2 separate regions of the Homo sapiens genome follow, and region 2 is linked to region 1. The links are chromatin contacts, found by Hi-C or POLR2A ChIA-PET in ENCODE. All regions are on one chromosome and are shown on one strand. Each heading gives the region's core, a stretch centred on a gene start or an enhancer-like site at or near the end of the contact. The rest is flanking DNA. Distances are from core to core; before and after follow the strand shown.

What was found. A loop is a pair of places that touch in the nucleus more often than their neighbours do. ChIA-PET counts read pairs that join two places held with the same protein, here RNA polymerase II (POLR2A). Pooled maps may share reads with other maps.
Region 2: a map of IMR-90 shows a loop between it and region 1 (7-fold over the local background). The contact joins the enhancer-like site here to the promoter of C5AR1 in region 1. A Hi-C loop is called at or near these places in 40 of 168 maps with a recorded cell type or tissue (A673, B cell, CD4-positive, alpha-beta T cell and 28 more), 27 of 37 single-sample maps with no recorded cell type and 43 of 50 pooled maps. POLR2A ChIA-PET finds 5 or more read pairs at or near these places in 2 of 52 experiments (AG04450 and OCI-LY7).

What each region holds. Positions count from the first base shown.
Region 1 is chr19:47,307,063-47,311,811 of GRCh38, forward strand. It overlaps C5AR1 (complement C5a receptor 1), which reads left to right and starts at 2,799. Exons shown (of 2, transcript NM_001736.4): 1 at 2,799-2,836. The coding sequence starts at 2,834.
Region 2 is chr19:47,695,164-47,699,908 of GRCh38, forward strand. BICRA (BRD4 interacting chromatin remodeling complex associated protein) reads left to right here. Exons shown (of 15, transcript NM_001394372.1): 10 at 202-311; 11 at 1,288-1,349; 12 at 3,471-3,619; 13 at 3,802-3,896; 14 at 4,140-4,242. Among named protein-coding and RNA genes, the nearest start is that of EHD2, 16 kb to the right of the region's middle. RefSeq lists enhancers at 3,392-3,934, 3,935-4,475, 4,209-4,503. Within about 2 kb of position 3,073, at least 16 of the 41 ENCODE cell types and tissues checked have a DNase peak (open chromatin) inside an H3K27ac peak, as active enhancers do; they include HCT116, OCI-LY7, dorsolateral prefrontal cortex and 3 more, where a contact is called at or near this core.

The DNA.
Region 1 (4,749 bases), core at 1,549-4,048:
GGGGAGCGATTATCCTGGATTGGGTCTGGGTGGGCTCAGTGGAATCACAAGAGTCCTTATATGAGGAAGATAGAAATTTGAGACATACGGTAGAGGAGGAGGTGATGAGACCACAGAGGCAGGGACGGGCGTGGTGCAACCACAAGCCAAGGAATTTCAGGAGCCACCTGAAGGTGGGAGAGGCAAGGAACAGATTCTCCCCTGGAACCTCTGGAGGGAGTGGTGACATCTTGATTTTGGACTTCTGGCCTGCAGAACCATGCCAAAATAATTGTCTGGCTTTTTTTTTCTTTTTTTTTCCTTGAGGTGGAGTCTTGCTTTGTCGCCCAGGCTGGAGTGCAGTGGTGCCATCTTGGCTCACTGCAACCTCCACCTCCCGGGTTCAAGTAATTCTTGTGCCTCAGCCTCCCGAGTAGCTGGGACTACAGGCATGCACCACCACACCCAGGTAATTTATGTATTTTTAGTAGAGATGGGGTTTTGCCATGTTGGCCAGGCTGGTCTTGAACTCTTGACCTCAATGATCTGCCCGCCTCAGCCTCCCAAAGTGCTGGGATTGCAGGCATGAGCCACTGCGCCCGGTCCTGGTGTTAAGCCCGCAGTTTGTGCTAATTGGTTACAGCAGCCTCGGGAAGGTAATCTAGGCTCCTTCCTTGCCCCAGGCTCTAGGAAGTATCTTAGCCCCCAGCCCTGGGCTGCAGACCTGTACCAGTCCATGGCCTGCTAGGAACCATGCAGCATCGCAGGAGGTGAGTGGCAGGTGAGTAAGTGAAGCTTCATCTGTATTTATAGCCACGCCCCTTCGCTCATATTACCGCCTGATCTGTCAGATCAGGGGCGGAATTACATTCTCATAAGAGCGTGAACCCAGGCCGGGCGCAGTGGCTCAAGCCTGTAATCCCAGCATTTTGGGAGGCTGAGGCGGGTGGATCACGAGGTCAGGAGTTCGAGATCAGCCTGGCCAAGATGGTGAAACCACGTCTCTACTAAAAATACAAAAATTAGCCGGGTGCAGTGGTAGGCACCTGTAGTCCCAGCTACTCGGGAGGCTGAGGCAGGAGAATCGCTTGAACCTGGGAGGCGGAGGTTGCAGTGTGCCGAGATCGTGCCACTGCACTCTAGCCTGGGTGAGAGAGTGAGACTCCATCTCAAAAAAAAAAAAAAAAAAAAAAAGAGCATGAACCCTGTTGTGAACAGCGCATGTGAGGGATCTGGGTTGCAAGCTCCTTATGAGAATCTAATGCCTGATGATCTGTCACTGTATCCCATCACCCCCAGATAGGACCATCTCGTTACAGGAAAACAAGCTCAGGGATTCCACTGATTCTACATTATGTTGAATTGTATAATTATTTCATTATATATTACAATGTAACAATAATAGATGGAGATGGTTGTGGCTTGTGTAGTTGGGGGACAGGGTAGCTCCATTTTCTATTGCCAACTTTATAACCCTAGAAGGATGATTTTTTTCTTTTCTTTTCTTTTTCTTTTCTTTTTTTTTTTTTTGAGATTGAGTCTTGGTGTTGTCAGCCTGGGCTGGAGTGCAATGGTGCAATCTCTGCTCACTGCAACCTCCGCCTCCTGGGTTCCAGCAATTCTCCTGCCTCAGCCTTCTGAGTAGCTGAGATTACAGGCACCCACCACCACGCCTGGCTAATTTTTGTATTTTTAGTAGAGATGGGGTTTCACCATATTGGCCAGGCTGGTGACGATGGTTTTTTTTTTTTGAGACAGAGTCTTGCTTTGTTGCCCAGGCTGGAGTGCAGTGGCGCAATCTTGGCTCACTGCAACCTCTGCCTCCCAGGTTTAAGCAATTCTCCTGCCTCAGCTTCCCAAGTAGCTGGGATTACAGGCACCTGCCACCACACCTGGGTAATTTTTGTATTTTTAGTAGAGACAGGGTTTCACCATGTTGGCCAGACTCGTCTTGAACTCCTGACCTCAAGTGATTCATTTGCCTCAGCCTCCCAAAGTGCTGGGATTATAGGTGTGAGCCATTGCACCTGGCCCTAGAAGGAAGATTTAACAGTAAAATATACTTAAATGCTGGGCTACCTCCGCAGACTAGCTCAGCCTCTTTGGGTCTCAAATCAGCCTGGCCGGGAGGCTGAGTGGAGGTTACAGTCTCTGCTTTCTTGAATCCCAAGGGAGGGGTTTAAGCCAACTGCATTCCTGAGCTTTTGCCCAGAAGGCTGGCGTCTTAGGAGGAAAGAGATAGATGGCTCCAGGCCGGGCGCAGTGGCTCACACTTGTAATTCTAGCACTTTGGGAGGTTGAGGTGGGTGATTGCCTGAGCTCAGGAGTTTGAGTCCAGCCTGGCCAACATGGCGAAACCCCGTCTTTACTAAAAATACAAAAAATTAGCCGGGGGTGGTGACACACACGTGTAATCCCAGCTACTCGGGAGGCTGAGGCAGGAGAAGTGCTTGAACCCAGGAGGCAGAGGTTACAGAGAGCCGAGATTGCACCACTCCACTGCAGCCTGGGCGACACAGCAAGACTCTATCAAAAAAAAAAAAAAAAAAATGAGAGAGAAGAGATGGCCCCAAATAGGGAAACCAAGGCCAGGAGAGGGGCCGAGCCTGCACAGGAGCTTCCTCGGTTTTCCGAGCGCCGGCCCCCCTTCTCTGCCTGGGAGGAGGTGGTTAGAGTCCCCTGGGTGTGTGCCCCGCAGAGGGAGCTCTGGCCTCAGTGCCCAGTGTGCAGACCAATGAGAGCCCCAGAGAGAAAGACGGTCATTTCCTCCCTGCATCTTCCCTTGGGGCTTTAAAAACCACAGCCCTTGGGCAGGAGGGACCTTCGATCCTCGGGGAGCCCAGGAGACCAGAACATGGTGAGTCTCGAAGGGGAATGGGAGCAGGAAACTTTGTCCTGGGTCCCTCCCATCTTTGCTCCAGTGGGTCCTTCTCTCTCCCCAACTCTCGCCGTCAACTCTGTCTGTCTCTCCCTTTCCTTCTCTCTCCCTGTCTTCCACCTCCCACCTTCCCTCTCTCCTGCATCCCAGGCTCTCACACTCCAGGGCTGGGATGTGGCCATGGGAATAAGATTGTCAAGATTGTGGGAGCAACAGCAACCTCGTGGGGCTGGGGCCCGAGAAGATTCCCCAGGGGAGGGGACCCTTGAGTTGGGTCTAGTAAGGTGACTAAGAATTCCACAAGCAGCCGAGCGCAGTGGGTCACACCTGTGATCCCAGCACATTGGGGATTGTGCCAAGGCGGGAGGATTGCTTGAGGCCAGGAGTTCAAGACCAGCCTGGCCAACATAGTGAGACCCTGTCTGTATTTTTTTTTTTATTTAAAGAATTCCACAAGTGAAGAAATCTAGAACAGGCCTTCCAGGCAGTGGGAATGGCAGAGAAAATGTTGGGAGGCTGGAAAGAACCAGTTTGGAGGAATGGTCAAGTTACTCAGATGCTCTTGCAGATAGATGTTCTTTTCTTTTTCGACTTGGGGTCTTGCACTGTTGCCCAGGCTGGAGTGCAGTGGCACCATCATAGCTCACTGCAGTCTTGAACTCTTGGGCTCAAGTGATCCTCCCTCTTTAGCCTCCTGAGTATCTGGGACCACAGGCATGCACCACTATGTCCGGCTAATTTTTAAAATTTTTATTCTTGTAGAGATGGGTTCTTGCTATGTTGTCAGGGCTGGTCTCAAATTCCTGGCCTCAAGCCATCCTCCCACCTTGGTCTCCCAAAGCTCTGGGATTACTGGCATGAGGCCATTATGCCTGGTCGTTTGAGATGTTCTGCATGACAGAGATGGGGAAACTGAGGCCCAGGCAGGAGCAGAGATGGATGGGGACCCTCCATGGTTGGTGGCAGAAGCAGGTTATGCCATGGATTCTGTGAGTGTCAGAAGGAATGCACCCCAGGCTAAATGAGGGTCCCTGTCATCCCTGCGTCTGGAGGCCTGGGCACTGAGCCAGCAGAGCTGCGATTCAGCACCTGCTGTAACACAGGCATTGCCTTGCTTCATCTGTGTCAAAGAGGAAACGGAAGATGGTTTGGATGGACCAGGGAGGGGTCTGATGTTGCTTCATTCCTGCATTCCACCCTTGAGATCCGACTTGGGCAAACGGGACTCTCTGATTCTTCTTCTTCTTTTTTTTTTTCTTTCCAAAACATTTTCCAAAGTACCAAATGATACTTGGTAAAAACTCATTCTCGGCCAGGCGCGGTGGCTCATGCGTGTAATCCCAGCACTTTGGGAGACTGAGGCGGGCGGATCACAAGGTCAGGAGATTGAGACCATCCTGGCCAACATGGTGAAACTCCGTCTCTACCAAAACTACAAAAATTAGCTGGGCATATAAGCGGGCGCCTGTAGTCCCAGCACTTGAGAGGCTGAGGCACGACAATCGCTTGAACCCATGAGGCAGAGGTTGCAGTGAGCCGAGATTGCTCTACTGCACTCCAGCCTGGCAACAGGGCCATCTCAAAAAACAAACATAGAAAAAAAAAAACTCATTCTCCCTGCCTACCCCAGAGCCTCTGACTCCTTTTCTTTCCTTTTATTTTGAGACAGAGTTTCACTCTTGTCGCCCAGGCTGGAGTGCAATGGCACGATCTTGGCTCACCACAACCTCTGCCTCGCGGCTTCAAGCAATTCTCCTGCCTCAGCCTCCCGACTAGGTGGGATTACAGGCATGCGCCACCACGCCTGGCTAATTTTTTGTCTTTTTAGTAGAGACGGAGTTTCACCATGTTGGCCAGGCTGGTCTTGAACTCCTGACCTCACGTGATCCACC
Region 2 (4,745 bases), core at 1,823-4,322, 390 kb after region 1:
CAGGGCTGTGGGACTCAGCACAGGGCATCAGCCAGAACTCAAGGGACACAGGAAGGCCAGAGGTGGCAGGGCTGGCCCCAGATTTGAAGGGCCGGAGGGCCAGGAGGAGAGCGGTGGGGTACAGGATGGGGCTCCCGTTTGAGGAGGGGGCCTTCATGCAGTGACCGCAGGCCCTGTCTCCCCCACCCCACCCACCCCCAGGCCTCCCTCCTCTGCTTCCAGCCGAGAACAAGGCTTTTGCCAGCAACCTCCCGACCCTGAATGTGGCCAAGGCCGCTTCCTCCGGGCCAGGGAAGCCCTCCGGGCTGCAGGTAAGGGGCCCTTAGAGCAGGGGTCAGGACAGGACCAGGAGTCTTCGGGAACTGGGAACTGGGGCTGGCAGGGGCAGGGAGACACTGGAAGACGCGGACAGGATGAAGCTGGGACCATCAGGCAGCTGAGACACCACGAACAGCCGTGCAGGGACAGGAAGGGCAGAATGACACCCAGACAGGCAGCCAGAGATGAGGGAGAAACACGGAGACGGTGGGACGGAGACGGCACCAAGACTACTGGCAACAGTGTAAGGGACTATGACTGGGGAAAGAGCAGGTGATATGGACACAGGACGGGAAGGACAGGGCTGAGATGACAAGATGTGAGCTCAGGACAGGAAAGGCGGGTTTAGATGAGACAGACCGGAGACGGAGCAGATCAGGGACCGAGAATGAAAGGGTGAGAGGGTGGGGACAGCTGAGGCCGAGGCCACTTGTAGATGTAAGACGTGGGGGAGACAGAAGACAAGGAGAGGAGCAGGTGGGAGGACCAGGACCCAAGAGGCCGGGAGAAGCTCAGAGATGGAGATGCCAGAATGAAGGCCAGACGCTGAGGACAAGAGGGGAAGCCAGGAAGGGAGGCGGGGGGGCGAAACGACAGGAGCCACACTGGGAGAGAGACTGTGCGAGGCAGGGGCACTGGGTGCTGGGCGGTGATGTGGGAAGCAGGCATCCGGCAGAGGAGGGAGGTCACACAGAGGCAGCCCTGGGCGAGGGGACGGAGGGAACCCAGGCAGAGGACACCCAGGGCTCCAGCCTGCCTGTCACCCTCTCCGTCCACTCCCCAGCCCAGCCCAGGTCTTCCCCTGGGGTTCATTGTGATGGGCAGGGGATCCTGTAGCTGGGGCCAGGCCCCCACCTGGGTGAGACACTGGTCCCCTGTCCCGTCTTTATCCTAGGCTAGAGGGGAAGCTGGTCGGGGGAGGGAAGGCTTCTGGAGGCAAAGGCCTCTCACTCGCCTTTCTTCTCCCAGTATGAGAGCAAACTGAGTGGCCTGAAGAAGCCCCCCACGCTTCAGCCCAGCAAGGAAGCCTGGTGAGTCCACACCCCATCCTTGCATGCCTGCCCTGTACCTTCCAGAGACCTGGGGGAGCATGGGGCCACCCTCCAGAAGCAGAGTTGGGCAGGCCCAAGTGCCAAGCCCAGCTCCACCTCTTGGTAGCGATGTAGTTCCCTCATAGACCCTCAGTTTCCCCCTCTGGAAAATGGGGTGACCAGAGAGTGGTGGAGGGAGGGTGGGCTGTGGCTCCGCCAGGCTGGGGCTCAGGAGGGCGGCAGTTTGGTCCATCCTGGTTGTTGCTGTGCCCTCCATGTCTCCCACACGGCTGGGCCGCGTCGGTGCTGAGCCCCACTGGGTGGGTGAAGTGATGGGTGGGGGAAGTGAGTGGGTGGACATGGCTGTTGGGAGGATGATGGGGGGGGTGTTTGGGGATGGATGGATGGGAGTCTGGGCGGATGGATGGGTAAATGCTGGATGCCTGCCTGCCCTCTCTCCTGCCCTCCTTCCACCACCAGGGTTTTTTGTTTTGTTTTAGGGGGGGTTCTTTGAGCCAGAATCTTACTCTGTCACCTAGGCTAGAGTGCAATGGCACAATATTGGCTCACTGCAACCTCCGCCTCCCCCGTTCATGTGATTCTCCTGCCCCAGCCTCCCAAGTAGCTGTGACCACAGGCGTCTGCCACCATGCTCGGCTAATTTTTGTATTTTTAGTAGAGATGGAGTTTCACCATGTTGGCCTCAAGTGATCCACCTGCCTCGGCCTCCCAAGGTGCTGGGATTACAGGTGTGAGCCACCACGCCCAGCCCACCATGAGTGTTTTTTTAAAAACATATAAGTCCGGGGGGCAGAGGTTGCAGTGAGCCGAGATCATGCCATTGCACTTCAGCCCAGGCGACAGAGCAAGACTGCATGCCCTCACCCAAAAAAAAAAAATTTTTTTTTATATATATTGTGGAGACAAGGTCTTACTATGTTGCCCAGGCTGGTTGGTTTTGTTTTTGTTTTGTTTTGTTTTTGGAGACGAAGTCTCATTCTGTCACCCAGGCTGGAGTGCAGTGGTACAATCTCGGCTCACTGCAACCTCTGCCTCCTGGGTTCAAGTGATTCTCCTACCTCAGTCTCCCGAGTAGCTGAGATTACAGGTGCATGCCACCACACCTGCCTAATTTTTGTATTTTTAGTAGAGACGGGGTTTCATTATGTTGGCCAGTCTGGTCTTGAACTTCTGGCCTCAGGTGACCCACCCATCTCAGCCTCCCAAAGTGCTGGGAGTACAAGTGTGAGCCACCATGCCCGGCCTAGGTTGGTCTGAAACTCCTAGTCTCAAGTGATCCTCCCACCTCAGTCTCCTGAGTAGCTGGGACTACAGGCACGTGCCACCACACTCGGCTAATTTTTAAATAATTTTTGTAGAGACAGGGTCTTGCTGTGTTGCCCAGGCTGGCCTTGAACTCCTGGGCTCAGACAATCCTTCTGCCTCGGCCCCGCAAAGCGCTGGGATTGCAGGCGTGAGCCTCTGCTTGGCCTAGGAGTGTGAATTAAGTCCCCACTCAGTGCCCAGGCCTGAGCCCCATGTTGGGAACACAGGAGTAAGTGACACAAAGTCCCTGCCCCCACAGTGCAGAGAGGCTGCTGGTTTTTAGCCGAGGGTGGAGTTGGGCCTGCCTGGTGGGGGAGACAGTCACACTGCCAACAGACAAAACCCATTGTAACATGGGCTACAAAAGCGGCCCGTGAGAAGACAGGATCCAGCCTCCCTCCCTTCTTCCCGAAGGCTGCACTTTGGAGGAGGCACGGTGGAGCCACACTGGCCCCAGGTGGCAGGAGGCAGAATAGCAGCTTCCAGGCTCTGGCCTCACTTCCCGCTCTGCTCTTCCTCCCTTACGTGCTTTGGAGAGGAGTGACTTCACTTCCTCGACCTCACCTTCCCTTTCTGTAAAATGGGGATAGCGATAGCACTGCTTTGGTCGGCCCCAGGGACTCAGTGAGATGGAACAAGCACGTTCAGTACATGGGAACACCACTGCCCAAGTATTCCCCTTCCCGCTGTTGTGTTCAGTTGCGGCCTGGGGCTGAGGGTTCAGGGACTTCCCCTGGCCCTCACCCGTCCCCCCCACCCTCCGCCGTGTGTGGTCTCTCCCCTTTCCACCCGCAGTTTCCTGGAGCATTTGCACAAACACCAGGGCTCCGTCCTGCACCCCGACTACAAGACGGCCTTCCCCTCCTTTGAGGACGCCCTGCATCGCCTCCTGCCCTACCATGTCTACCAGGGCGCCCTCCCCTCCCCCAGTGACTACCACAAAGGTGAGGCCTCCCCAGGACACGGCCCTATATGTCCCAGGGGACCCCAGCCCGTGGGGCGGGGCGTCGCCAGTGTGGAGCCGCAGGTCCACGGTGCGCTATGCTGACCCTGCCCCGCCCTCCTTCCTGCGCATCCGCGGCCGCCCCCAACATCTCCGCCCTTGCCTCTCTTCCCTTCCTCGCAGTGGACGAGGAGTTTGAGACGGTCTCCACGCAGCTGCTGAAACGCACCCAGGCCATGCTCAATAAATATCGGCTCCTGCTCCTGGAGGAGTCCCGGGTAGGGTCAGAGTCGCCTTCCTCGCCTCTGGGCTCCTCCTCGCTGGGACACTGCCCCTTTCCCTCACCCGCTCTGGGCAAGGTGGAGCCTCCCGCCCCTCCTAGCCCCGGGAGGGAGGTTGGGAGGGAGGCGGGAGCTCCCATCACAAGGACAGTTTGGACCTTGCACGCATCGTCCCCGTCGCTCGCGCCCCTTCCCCCTTCTTGCTGGTTCACTCGCACGTCGTCTTTTCCCCCACCCCAGAGGGTGAGCCCCTCAGCGGAGATGGTAATGATCGACCGAATGTTCATTCAGGAGGAGAAGACCACCCTTGCCTTGGATAAACAGCTGGCCAAGGAGAAGCCGGGTGAGAGGGGGGAGTGAGAGGGGAGGGGAGGGAGAGGTGCCCCCACCCCACCTGGGCAGAAGAGTTAGATTCAGGGCGGGGAGTGGGTGTGTGGCCCTACCTCACTCCACCACTAGGCGGTGCCCCAGCTCCACCTTCCTGCTGGCAGCTGTGCCTCCCCTGACCTCCCGCCTCTCAGACCAGATAGCCCACATCCATCTTCCTCCATCCCTGTGTGGCCCTTCCACCCCCACCACTCTGGGATGGGGGGAATATTTCTGCCACCCCCGTGGGACACAAAACAGGAGAGCAGGCGCCTAGGTTGCAAAATATATAAGGTAACGCCCACTCTTGGGTGCCAGTCCTTTGCTTGGGGACCCTGAGAGTGAGCACCTCCTTAAGTGTTGCACCTTAGGTGGCTCGCTGGCCTCACTCTAGTCTCCTGTCTGCAGGAAACGGTACAGGCAGATCCCAGCTGCCAGAGTTTCCAGAATATTCCCTTAGCCTTTGCCCACATTCCAACT